2 separate regions of the Homo sapiens genome follow, and region 1 is linked to region 2. The links are chromatin loops, found by intact Hi-C in ENCODE. Cell type or tissue: Caco-2. All regions are shown on one strand. Each heading gives the region's core, and the rest is flanking DNA. Links, peaks and the distances in the headings are about the cores only.

Region 1 (6,853 bases), core at 1,836-4,335, 79 kb before region 2:
AACCTTTGATTGATTTTGGACTTCTGGCCTCCAGACAATTTTTTTTTTTTTTTTTTTTTTTAGACAGAGGCTTGCTTTGTTGCCCAGTCTGGAGTGCAGTGGCATGATCTCGGTTCACTGCAACCTCCACCTCCTGGGCTCAAGCCATTCTCTTGCTTCAGCCTCCCAAGAAGTGGGGACTACAGGTGCCTGCCACCATGCATGGCTAATTTTTGCATTTTTAGTAGAGACGAGGTTTTGCCATATTGGCCAGGCTGGTCTCGAATTCCTGACCTCAAGTCATCCACCCACCTCGGCCTCCCAAAGTGCTGAGATTATTTAGGTGTGAGCCACAGCACCCAGCCCAGACATTGTTTGAAGCCACCCATTTCATGGTTCTTTGCTGCAGTGGTTGTGGAATATGAATGCACTCATGCTGTTGGTTAGACTTTGCTGACCTTGTGTCTGTTATTCCCTGGCAGTTCTACAAGGCCTGGAGCTGATACGAAAAACCTCCCTTCTTTCCCAAATGGTCCCCAGCTTCCCCGTTCACTGAAGACCCTGCAGTCAGGAACAGTCAGGACTTTGCACCCAGTTGTTGTGCGTGTTTGGCCGACCCTTCCTCTTGTGTGATTCGTGGACCCTTAGCATTGCATTACCAGGGAGCTTTTGGAATTGAAGACTCTCAGGGCTCACCCGGAAGGACCTCCTGGGCCAGAATCTGCATTTTAACAAGATGCCCAGGTGATTTGCATACACGTCCAGATCTGAGAAGCGCTAGTAGGAGAGGCTTTAAGGTGGTAATTAGATCTTTTCTCCACCTGCAAGAATCTTAGTTTCTTCATGTTAAATCTATTAACTGTGGCAATGTCATGGGTGTTATAAAACAAAACAAAATCCTTACATCAAGAATGCACCCTGGTGTGTTATGGATATGGGTGAAATGAAATGTCTGGAATTTGCTTTAAAATGTCCTAAAATAGCAAGAAGGAAAAGAAAAGTGGGAACTGGAATGAGATTGGAGAAATGTTGACAAGTTCTTCCAGTGGGATGATGGATGCATGGGGGTTCATGGTATAATTCTCTCCCTGCTTTTTGTGTATATGGGAAATTTCCATAATGAAACGTTAGAGGTTGGGCACGGTGGCTCATGCCTGTAATCTCAGCATTTTGGGAGGCTGAGGTGGGTAGACTGCTTGAACCTAGGAGTTCAAGACCATCCTGGACAACATGGTGAAACCCCATCTCTACTAAAAATGCAAAAATTAGGCATGGTGACAACATGCCTGTAGTCATGTTGAGGCACAAGGTTGAGACATGAGAATCACTTGAACCCAGGAGGCGGAGGTTGCAGTGAGCCAAGATCGCACCATTTCACTCCAGCCTGGGTGACAGAGTGAGACTTGGTCTCAAAAAAAATTTTAATTTTCTATTTTTTTTGAGATGGGGTCTTGCCCTTTTGCCCAGGCTGGAGGGTAGTGGTGTGATCTTGGCTCACTGCAAGCTCCACCTCCCGAGGTCACTCCATTCTTCTGCCTCAGCCTCCAGAGTAGCTGGGACTATAGGCACCCAGCACCATGTCCGGCTAATTGTTTGTATTTTTAGTAGAGATGGGGTTTCACCGTGTTAGCCAGGATGGTCTCCATCTCCTCACCTCGTGATCTGCCCACCTTGGCCTCCCAAAGTGCTGGGATTACAGGAATGAGCCATCTTGCCCGGCCTTAATTTTGTTTAATTTTTTTCTTTTTTGAGACAGGATCTGTAGCCCAGGCTGGAGTGCAGTGGTGCGATCCCTGCTCACTGCAGCCTCTACCTCCTGGGTTCAAGCGATCCTCCCACCTCAGCCTCCCGAGTAGCTGAGACCACAGGCATGTATCACCACACCTGGCTAATTTTTTCCCTTTTTCTAGAGGCAAGGTCTTGCTGTTTTGCCCAGGCTGGTCTTGAACTCCTGAGTTCAAGCAATTTTCCCATCTCAGCCTGGGAGTAATCCCAAAGTGCTGGGATTACAGGTGCGAGTCACTCTACCCAGCCTCAACTGTTTTTCATGACTCCACTTTTTCTCCCCTCTTGAAAATGAGTAGTCTTTGAGGGAATGTCTTTTTTGTCTCAATCTCTGGTTTCTTTGCTCAGTGCACCTGTGTTTGGGGTTTTGTTGCTCTCCAGGCCTTTTTCAGCAGTGTTGACCCTGGAGAGCAGGATGGGAGCTGATGGCTCCTCAGCATCTTTTAACTCAGTTTAAAGATGACTATCAACAACATCTAGTCAGCATCTGTTGCTCTCAGCAGCTGGGACTTCATTTCTTTTCTCTTTCTCCACCTCTCTAACCTCTTTAAGACTCTGTCTTTGTCATGGGTACAGCATCACCTGTGTGGCCCTTAGGCTCTCTTACTTACATGTGATCTGCGTATTATGTCTTTACTTCAGGGTTTCTCAACCAGGGGGTGATTTTGCCCCCCAGAGAACATGTGGCCATGTCTGGAGACAATTTTGGTTGTTGCAGCTGGAGGAGGTGGTGCTACTGGCAGCTAATGGGTAGAGGCCAGTGATGCTGCTAAACATCCTACAATTCCGCGGACAACTCCCACTAAGACAAAATAATGATCCAGCCCCAAAGGTCAATAGTGCTGAAAGTGAGAGACCCTGATTCCATCTTAGAGATCATCCAAGCACACTTGGCCAAATTGTTTTTGCTACTGTCCCATGAAGAAAAGGCAGACTCATGACTGATGGCAACATCGATGGGAATTTTGTTTACCTCTTCTTTGTGGACCTTGGGATACGATGACTTACCATTTGTGCAAGTTGTGCATTGCATACCTCCAGGGGGCGCCACCCACATATTTATGAAAATGCCACCCCAGAAATTGCACAGTACATAGTCTACATGGCAATAAGCAGTTGCTCTGGTTTTGGGGTTGCCCTGAGGTGCTCTGGAACTGGGAGGAACTTTATTTCTGGCCATTAGAGGCCCTGAGCATGACATTGAGTACCCTTTCAAGAAAGGAGAAATGTTGAACAGAGAGGACCTCATTTTTATAACTCTTGACCATCATCTAGTTACGGAGCATCCACTTTTCACCCCTGGGCCATATCCATTTGACGGATGAAAAATCATCAAATTATAATATCATGGCTTATACTTTTGATAGCTTCTGCCTGGAACATGGCGGTAACAACTTCTCATTTTCAATTGATTCACTGGGGGGAGAAAATATACACGGCTGCCCTAAGACTTTCTATTACATACCATTTGTTTGACGGAATTTCTTTAGTTTCTGTAGCATAACTTATTCTAACTGGTCCTCAATCACTTTGCAATAAAACCTGAGATTGTGAAGATGTTCATTGTCATTACCAGTGACGGAGCAGTAAGTACAGAGTTCTGGAGAGGGAAGGAACCGAGAGATTTAAACTAGCAGAATGAGCCGCTCACCCTCAGAGTTGCTTTTAATCTTGGCGAGAACTGAGGGGAATTTTGACAGGGTTCAGGGGGACTGCGGGGAGTGGGGCTGGGAAGTGGCTATTTGCACGTGTGGTCAGCAAATCCAGTGAGGGGGTCCATGTACTGTGGGCAGCCCCGCAGATGGAGTTGGGATTGCCCTAGACTGAGTACTGGGTCATCAGTACTCAAGACATCGAGGCCCAGGCTGGTGCAGGAGATACATTGCACTGCTTCAGCCTTTCTTCTATCGCTCCTCTCCAATGACAGTCCCCGATTTTCCACCGAGGAGTCACTAGTTCCCCACGACATGTGTGCGACTGGCCATTCCCCACCTTGATCTGGAGCTGGGGCATGTGGTCCCAGCCTGGATGTCAGTATCCTTCCACCACCCTGGCCACAGTGATTGGGTCTGAGAAGCAGATTAGCCAAAGGAGAAACAGTCTTGGAAATTTCATGTTCATGCTTAAGAAAGTAAAATGGAAAGCGGGGGGAGGGTCAGGGGTCATTCTGATGATATAGTTTTAGGACCTGGATGTAGCCACACCTGTAGCTGTCAACTCTGTGCCATAATACTGCTTTTTTTTTTTTTTCCTTCAAATTTAAATACTTTCTAAAGGCAAGGTCTTGCTATGTTGCTTAGGCTGGTTTTGAAAAGTCCCTTTTGGGGGGATGCTTTCACTGCTTCACTTCCTTTCTATGACAGCTCAGGGAATCAGAAGACAAGGGAGATGATTTTTTTTTTTTTTTTTTTTTTTTTGAGACAGGGCTTGCTCTGTTGCCCAGGCTGGAGTGCAGTGGTGCAATCACAGCTCGCCACAGCCTTGATCTTCTGGACTCAAGCGACCCTCCTGCTTCAGCCTCCTGAGTAGCTGGGACTGTAGGTGGGTACCAACATGCCCAGCTAATTAAATTTTTTTTTTTTTTTAGAAGTGAGATCTCACTATGTCACCCAGGCTGGCCTCAAACTCCTGGGCTCAAGTGATCGCCCTGCCTTAGCTTCCCAAACATACAGGTGTGAGCCCCCACACCAGTCAACGCTGTGGTTTTATGCACCTGGTGTCCCCCTATGCCCTGAGCAATGATCCTCCTGCTTCAACCTCCCAAAGTGCTGGGATAACAGATGTGAAGCAGCATGTGTGGCCCACATAGTATTGTTATGGGTTAAATTGAGTTCTCCTCAAAACATGTTGAAATCCTAAATTCTAACAGCTCAGAATGTGACCTTATTTAGAAATAGAGTTATTGCAGGCCAGGCGTGGTGGCTCATGCCTGCAATCCCAGCACTTTGGGAGGCCAAGGCGGGCGGATCACCTGAGGTCAGGAGTTTGAGACCAGCCTGACCAACATGGAGAAACCCCTTCTCTACTAAAAATTCAAAATTACCTGGGTGTGGTGGCACATACCTGTAATTCCAGCTACTCGGGAGGCTGAGGCAGGAGAATTGCTTGAACTCAGGAGACGGAGGTTGCATTGAGCTGAGATCGCGCTATTGCACTCCAGCCTGGGCAACAAGAGTGAAACTCCGTCTCAAAAAAAAGAAAGAAAGACAGAAAGAAAGAAAAGAAAGAAATAGGGTTATTGCAGATGCTATTGATTAGGATGAAGTCATCCTGGAGTAAGGAGGGCCTAAGTCAATGACTGGTGTCCTTATAAAAGAGGAGAGGACACGCCGAGTCACAGAGACACAGGGAAGAAGGCCATGGATTGGACGGAAGATTGGACTGATGCGTATGCAAACCAAGAAACACTGAAGACTGCCAGGAGACCACAGGAAGCTACGAAGAGGCAAGGCAGGACTCCCCGACAAGTGCAGGAGGGAGCGTGGCCCTGCTGGCACCTCCGTTTCAGACTGCTGGCTACCAGAGCCACAAGACAATCAATTTCTCTGGTTTCAAGTCACCCAGCTTTTGGTACTTGGTTGTGGCAGCCCTAGGGAATGAATATAAGCACTTTCTCTTTTTTTTTTTCTTTTTTTGAGATGGAGTCTCGCTCTGTTACCCAGGCTGGAGTGCAGTGGCGAGATCTCAGCTCACTGCAGGCTCCACCTCTTGGGTTCACGCCATTCTCCTGCCTCAGCCTCCTGAGTAGCTGGGACTACAGGCGCCCGCCACCACGCCCAGCTAATTTTTTGTATTTTTAATAGAGACAAGATTTCACCGTGTTAGCCAGGATGGTCTCCATCTCCTGACCTCATGATCCGCCTGCCTCAGCCTCCCAAAGTGCTGGGATTACAGGCATGAGCCACGACACCCGGCCGAATATAAGTACTTTTAAATTAACTTTCCTCTTCTCTCCATCTTCTTCTAAATCATCATTTTTGCCTAAGCAACAGCTAGGGTCTAATACAGATGTGATGACTCACTTCAAAGTGGGGGAAGCCCCCATGTGCACCCAAAGCTCCTGCTGCCTTGGCCATGGCTTCAGATACTGGACCATCATTGTGGAGGCTTGCTGGAGATCTGAGCCAGGACACCATTCTCTGTTGCCTTTAAACAAAGGCTGGTGCTCGCCCAGGCATGTAAGCTCCACCGAGGATCTATTTGGAGGACAGAATTCTGAGATGACCCCTTAGGTTCTTGCCCTGGATAAATGCCAGGTGTAATCTCCTCTCCCCTGGAGTGTAGGCAGGACCCGTGGCTTGCTTCTAATCTATATCTATGGAAAAGTTGAAGGGATTTTGCAGATGTAACTAAGCCCCTAATCCATTCACTTTGAGTTAATCAAAAGGGAGATTATTCAGGGTGGGCCTGACATCTTCAGGTGAGATCTTCAATGAAGGTCTGGAAGAGAGAGACTCCTTCCTCCTGGTTTTTGTTTTTTGTTTGTTTGTTTGTTTTTGACATGGAGTCTCACTCTGTTGCCCAGGCTGGAGTGCAGTGGCACGATCTCGGCTTACTGCAACCTCTGCCTCCTGGGTTCAAGTGATTCTACTGCCTCAGCCTCCCAAGTAGCTGGGATTACAGGTGTGCGCCATCATGCCCGGCTAAGTTATGTAGAGACGGGGTTTCACCATATTGGCCAGGCTGGTCTCGAACTCCTGACATCAGGTGATCCCCTGCCTCGGCCTCCGAAAGTGCTGGGATTACAGGCGTGAGCCACCATGCCTGGCTGGTTTTGAAGAAGCCAGCCACATGAGTTTCACAGTTGCATGGAAATAAATTCTGCCAACAACCATGTGAGGTTGGGAGAAGACCCCAAGCCTCATATGACACACTAATTCCAGCCGGCACCTTGATCACAACCTTGTAAGAACCTGAGCAGAGGACCCAGCTAAAGCTGCACCCCCAGACTCATGACCCACAGGAAAGGAGAGGTAATAGATGGATGTTTTAAGCTGCTAAATTTGTGTTGATTTGTTATGCAGCTTAGAAAATGAATACATCATTCCATTTTTAAAAAATCATAAGCTAATCACACCATTCGATTTCT
Region 2 (6,853 bases), core at 2,947-5,446:
AAAAAATAAGCAACTCGTGAATTGAATGACCATGACAAAAGGCTAATTATGAGAGGTGAATCCATTTAAAAATAGGACTATTATTGCAGAACAGAAAGAGAAGGTGGTCAACCTTAACAACATAAAACAACCTAGAAATAACTAGTTTCCAGAGGTAAAGGGAGGGACTGTAGGAAGTAGAAGTGCTGATGCCCTTTATTAAGTCAATTAATCAGGTCTAAAATTGAAATGTGGTTTTAAATATATAACTTCTTGTTTATTTTCCTCCCTAACTACCTGAGGATCAACCACCATGATGAACGACACAGTAACTATCTGGACCAGGAAGTTCATGACCAATCGACCACTCCAGGGGAAACACATGGTCACCAATGTCCTTCACCCCGGAAAGGCAACAAAATGTACAAGACCACAATAGGTGTCATCTTCATATTAATCGTTGGACTCAGAACCCATGTTGGTGGTGGTTAAACAATGAGCTTTGGCATGCTATCTGTTTCTTTGAATTATGCAAAGAAAAATGAACTCAAACATAGACTTGCAAGACACAGATGGCATGAGAAGAAGATGACCTCAAGAAAACAGCAAAAGGAATGCAAGTGCAGAATGAAGTCCAGAGACTGCAAAGGCCAATGTCAGTGCTGGCAAAAAGCAAAAGGAGTAAAGATTTTGTAATGACTTTATATGCAGTGACTGTACAAATTTTTCCTGAGATGATCAGTCAACTGTAAAGACTTCTACATATATATAAAACATCTTAATATTTTTCATCATCTTGATTTCTTAGATGTTCTAGAAACTGATTTTTAGTGAGGAAAAACTACATTTATCTGAGTTGACCAGTTCCTTCAGTTTCACTTCTATTTCTTTTTCTTCTGATAAATTTACACAGCATTCAATTTGCTATTTCTTGTTTTTAAAATCTCATTTTGTGTGATCAGAAGTGTCTGTTCATGTCTCTAGCCATCTTTGTGCATAGCAAGGAATGCTGTTCACTTAATATTAGGTGGTTTATTTCTTGGGGTCATGAGATTTGGGGTGATTTCTCTCCCTTTTTGTACTTTTCTGTATTCATTAATTTTTTTGAGACAATGTCACCAATGTCCTTCATATTAATATTTGGGCTCAGAACCCATTTTGGTGGTGGTTAAACAATTGTCACCCACACTGCAGTGCAGTGGTACGATCTCAGCTCACCAAACCTCTGCCTCCCAGGCTTAAGCGATTCTCCTGCCTCAGCTTCCCCTGTAGCTGGCATTACGGGCGTGCACCACTACCGCCTGGCTAATTTTTATATTTTTAGTAGAGGTGGGGTTTCACCTTGTTGGCCAGGCTGGTCTTGAACTCCTGACCTCAAATGATCCACCCGCCTTGGCCTCCCAAAGTGCTAGGATTACAGGCATGAGCCACCGTGCCCAGCCTTTTCTGTATTAAATTTTTAAAAACGCAACATTTAAAATAATCGTCATTCTTTTTGAATCTACTTTGTATTATAGGTATCCAAATACTCACCTATTCTCTCTTACGTGATGACAAACTTGTTGAAATGTCATTTCATTTTGTGGCTCCAGCCCCAGGGATTCTGACTCTGATTCTAAAGGGTCTGCATGCAGAGTGAGCAAGCCACCTGGATGATTCTCTTGCAGGTGTTTTAAGGGCAGGAGTTTGAGACACCCTGATGCAAAAGAACGAATCCTCAAGGAAGTTGGCTGTACATGTATTTTCCTTCCTAGCACAGGAAACGACAGAAAGATTATCCAATCAGTACCACTCATAACACCTGATTATATATGTATGAGGAATTCAGAAATGGTTTGATCAAGGCCGAAGACCTAAAAAGAGGCTCTTCTCTTGGACACCAAGTCCCCATCTCATGTGTGGTTGAATTAGTAGAAACTGAGGATGATGCTTCTTCCTCCAGCATTGGTATCCCATGGTTTTTGTTCAGTAGATGAAGTATCTCCATCCCCCAATATCCCCAAGCTCTATCCCAGTTTCCTCACATACACTTTTTTTTTTTTTTGAGACAGAGTTACGCTCTGTCACCCAGGCTGGAGTACAGTGCAGTGGTGCAACCTCAGCTCACTGCAACCTCCACCTCCCAGGTTCAAGTGATTCTCCTGCCTCAGCCTCCTGAGTAGCTGCGACTATAGGCACCCACCACCATGCTTGGCTAATTTTTGTATTTTTAATAGAGACAGGGTTTCACCATGTTTGTCAGGATGGTCTTGATCTCTTGACCTCATGATCCACCTACCTTGGTTTCCCAAAGTGCTGGGATTACAGGTGTGAGCCACCACGCCTAGCCTGAGACTTTCAAGTAAAGCCACAATGGACCACAGAGCTTAGACATCAGGGCTAACATGGAATCTCTGTCATTAAATCTTGAGATCTTATTATCTTTGCTCAAAGAAAAAAATAATCACAATTGACATTTTGAGGAGAAGACATCTGAATGTAAACTTGATCTTAGAGGATATTAAGGAATTACTGGTAATTTGATTAGGAATGATAATGATCATATAAAAAATGCCCTCATGTTTTTAGAGGGAAAGTAAATTACGTAGGGGTGAATATCAGGATGCAATTACATAACTACTGTAAACTATTTTTTAAATACTTCAGAAAAACAAATGGAGTAAATATTGCAAACGTTAATAGTTTTTAAACCTATGTGATGGGCATATGATAGCTCATTAAACTAGTCTCTCTACTTTTATGTATATTGAAAATTTTTCATAATAATAACAAAAAAAAAAACCTTGGCCAGGCACAGCAGCTCATGCCTGTAATTCCGGCATTTTGGGAGGCCGAGGTGGATGGAGGACTGCTTGAGCCCAGGAGTTTGAGACCAGCCTAGGCAACATGGTGAATCCTCATCTCTACAAAAAATAGACAAATTAGTCAGGCACGGTGGTGTGCACCTGCAGTCCCAGCTACTCAGGAGGCTGAGGTGGGAGGATCACCTGAGCCCAGAAGGTCAAGGCTGCAGTGAGCCAAGATCATGCCACTGCACTCCAGTCTGGGCGACAGACCCTGTCTCAAACAAACAAACAAGCAAATCAAAACCCTCTTGGTCCCATTTCCCAAAAAAATGATTTTTTCGAGATCTTACCATCTCCTGGCTTGGTGCAGAGTACAGGAAATCAAGACAAAGTACAGCACACAAGGATTAAGGAGGGAGGGAAGTGTGGGGGAGGCTGACACTGTGGACTCTCCCAGCTCAGTTGACCCATGCACCTTGCTTCATGGAAGAAAGGAATGGAAGATGAATCGTGCCTTTCACACACAGTGACCTTCCTCACTAGTAAATGTGCCTCCAGAAGTGTCCAAGAACTCAGCGCCACAGCCAGGCTGGCTGCATGAGAATCACCTGCGAGCTTTTGCAAACATAGGCCCCTACTGGGTCCAAAGGTATTCATCTCTTGGAGAGGAGGAGAGAGGCAGAACAAGGAAAAGGATGGGAAGAAACCAGCCTTGTGCACAGGAGGATGCTGGGATTCCTCCTGCACGTTTAGCGCAATGCAGCCTATTTTACAAGGTCACAGAAGCTCAGAGAGGTAAACCTGCCCAGGTTCTCATAGTTTGTAACTGGCAAAACCTGCCCAAATCTCTGTCTCTAGAGATATTTCCACTTGCTTCAACTCTGGAGCTGTCTAAGTTGTAAAGACAACAGATTCCACTCATCACTCACTTTTGTTTGCAGATATTGCCTAAGGTCCCTTGTGAATATTTAGGTTAGGGCTGTTTTTTTGAGTTTTTTGTTTGTTTGTTTCTTTTTTTTTTTTTACAAAGCAATCTTGTGGAAAGAACCCAAAGTGGCTCCCCCATTTAAGACCCTGTAAACAGGGAGACGAGAGTCTGGAGTCATGGTCTGGTTTCCAAACCTTCCTTAGATTTCCCTGTGTGTAAAATCCAACAACAATCTTTGACAAATTGCCTCCCCTAGGGGAGAGATGGAGGAAGTGTTAACTTTGCTTTTTTTTTTTTTTTTTTTTTTTTCTGTTTTCAGACAGAGCCTCGCTCTGTCGCCCAGGCTGGAGTGCAGTGGTGCCATCTCGGCTCACTGCAACCTCTGCCTCCTGAGCTCAAATGATTCTTGTGCCTCAGCCTCCTGAGTAGCTGGGACTACAGGCAGATGCCACCACACCTGGCTAATTTTTGTATTTTTAGTAGAGATGGGGTTTCACATATTGGCCAGGCTGGTATCGAACTCCTGGCCTCAAGTGATCCACCCCCCTCAGCCTCTCAAAGTGCTAGGATTACAGTCATGAGCCACCATGCCCAGCCACTTTGATATTTTTTTTTAATAGACAGCTTCGAGGTCCAGTATGATTTCACAGATTAGGAAACATCACAGGCAAAGAAGAATACTTTGCATTCAAATAGCAGAATGTTTTCATTTTCAAAGAGCTCTCACCTGCCATCTAATCTTGTCTTCCTAGCAGTCCTGGGAGAGAAGCAGATGTGGTTTCCAATCCCACTTTCCAGAAGAGGAGACTGAGGCAGAGGCTTTGCAGATACACAGAGGACATGTGAGGACAGGTGAAGGTCATGAACATTGTCAGCCCCCTCCCCCAACTGGACATTCCCAGATCTGGTGGACTTCCAGCCAGAGGAGACAGAAGGACTGGATCATTTAACTCTGCCATGGGTGCCAGGACCCAATTTTTCCCTGGCTAACTCGGTCACCTCCTGTCTGGGATCTCCAACTACTACACATCCCACAAGTCTCAGCTAAAACAGCAATTCAACGGGGAACTTTTTTCTGAGGCTCCAGGATTGGGCCAGGCCCTCCTCATGGCTCTCTGCCCTTCCCCTACTGCAGAACTTAGCACCTGTATGTCACTATTGGTTCAAACATGTGCCTTTCGTATGCTCTCCACGTTATCTGCAGCATCTGCCAAGAATAATAATGAATGGTAAAACCTAATCTCTATTGAGTGTCGATGATGCACTTTTAACGTGACATCTTATTTAACCCTCACTATATCTGCAAGAGTAGAAGCTATTAATAGCCAATTTTCAGATAAGAAAATCAAAGCACAGTTTCTATAACTTACCCAAGCAGCTAGCTAGGAGGCAGCTCAATTTGAGCTCAGGGAATCAGATTCCAGAAACCATGTTCTCAATTACTACAGCAGATACCTCCCCAGAATCTAGTAGGTGGTTAATGAGTCTTTGTGGAATAAATGAACAGAAGGACAAGCAGTGGATGGATACATAGGTGGGTGGGTGGATAGATGGGTGGATGGAAAGATAGGTGGGTGGGCAGGTGGATGAATGAATGGGTGGTTGAGTTGGTGAAGGGATGGCTGAGTGGGTGGAGAAATGGATGAGTGGTTGAGGGGGTGGAGGGATAGATAAATGGGTGGACGGGTGGGTGGATAGATGGGTAGATGAGTGAATGGGTGGATAGATGCATGGATGAGTGGATGGATAGATGGGTTGGTGGGTGGGTAGGTGGATGATAGCTGGGTGCATAAGAGAGTGCATTGGATGTATAGATGGGTGGGTGGGCGGGTGGATAGGTGGGTAGGTGGGTGGATGGATGTATGCATGTCTGGATGGATGGATGGATGGATGGATGGATGGATGGAAGGAATGATGGATGGATGGACGGACAGATGAACAGATGGACTTGAGCATTTATTCAGGGTCCTCTAAAGAATTGAGTGATTTCCTAGGGTGTGTCATCACCTGCATGTGGGTGGGCAAGGGGGCTTGCCTCTGTAATACTCATGATTATGGGTAGTGCTCAGCCTTAGTCACCACTCTCAGAACACTTTATTGACTAGGAAAGTCAAAACTGGCATTGGCAACTAATGCAAATTACAGCTATAACTAACAGAAGATGTTGAGTGATGACAGCTGGGCAACCAATAATCAATAACTTGGCTGTGTCATGTTGCTGCCATGCTGGACAGGTAGAGCCATGGGTTCCCTAATCCCTCCATCACATTGAGGATGCTTATCAAGACTTCCCCAACCATGGGGACAAGGATCTTATCAAATACTTGCAGTTCACCCCAAAAGGCTCACCCTCTTCGTTCCACCTGCACATGACCTTCAGCTCAAAGACATTTCCAGTCATCCAGGTCAGCCCTTCTTCCAGCCTTTGAATTAACCCTGATGACTGCCTGCCCATTAGGTATCTCACCTTTCATCACACAGCCTTTTCCAAGGCTTTCCTTCAGTCCAGCCCTCACTAAACGCTGAAACTCTTGTTGACAAAATCCAGAACAAGCTGGCTGGGGGATACAGGTGGGAAGCAGGCTGTAGTAATGGGAAAAATTCTAAGCAATCTCGAACACAGAAAAGAAACTGAACAGGTAAGAGAGAGGCAGTCAAGAGAAGAAGTGTGAATTTTGCATAACTGAAGCTGAAGAAGATCAGGGGGCATGGCAGACCACAAGATAAATATGATATAGACTCCTTTTTAAAAAAGTATAAACACCCACCCTTTCCTACTGACAACTGTGCTTCAAATATTGCTAAGGTCTTTACTAAAGGCGACTCAGAAAAACAGGGTATTTTATGCAATACAGTAAGAAGGCCCATAGGCAAGCATGTTCCTGACACCACCTTCTAGGATAACCCCTGGGATTCTGGTTACGCCTGTCCTAAAGTTGCCTCTCACTCCTGCTGTTGGAGAACTACCATGAGAGAAGAACCATAGTGAAGTGGTTAAGAGTGTGCACCCAGTGACCAGCCAGATGGCTTCAAACCATCACCATCTAATACTGAGCAAGTTACATAATGTTCCTGAGCCTCAACTTTCTCATCTGTAAAATGGGTATGTCGTCATTCATTAATCAAATTCTAGGTAAGCATATACTAAACACCAGAGACA

What was found. Peaks named below come from ENCODE experiments on the same cell type or tissue, not always from the same donor. Only the 100,000 strongest peaks of a DNase experiment are listed, where the experiment ranks them.
Region 1: it touches region 2 in a loop (14-fold over the local background); 1 of 110 quality-filtered maps calls a loop at or near these places.

Annotation. Positions count from the first base shown.
Region 1 is chr11:67,857,133-67,863,985 of GRCh38, forward strand. The region is part of intron 3 of LOC112268076 (translation initiation factor IF-2-like); the gene reads right to left. It also overlaps the pseudogene ENPP7P7. Among named protein-coding and RNA genes, the nearest start is that of LINC02754, 24 kb to the right of the region's middle. RefSeq lists an enhancer at 1-141. In Caco-2, for the core only: no CTCF peak of the experiment used is centred there; a DNase peak (open chromatin) is centred at 2,849.
Region 2 is chr11:67,935,263-67,942,115 of GRCh38, forward strand. All of the region lies in intron 3 of LOC112268076 (translation initiation factor IF-2-like), which reads right to left. It overlaps LOC124900601 (a long non-coding RNA gene), which reads right to left and starts at 4,512. Exons shown (of 3, transcript XR_002957254.2): 1 at 4,421-4,512; 2 at 1,513-1,729. It also overlaps the pseudogene LOC105369359. In Caco-2, for the core only: a CTCF peak has its summit at 3,889; a DNase peak (open chromatin) is centred at 3,339.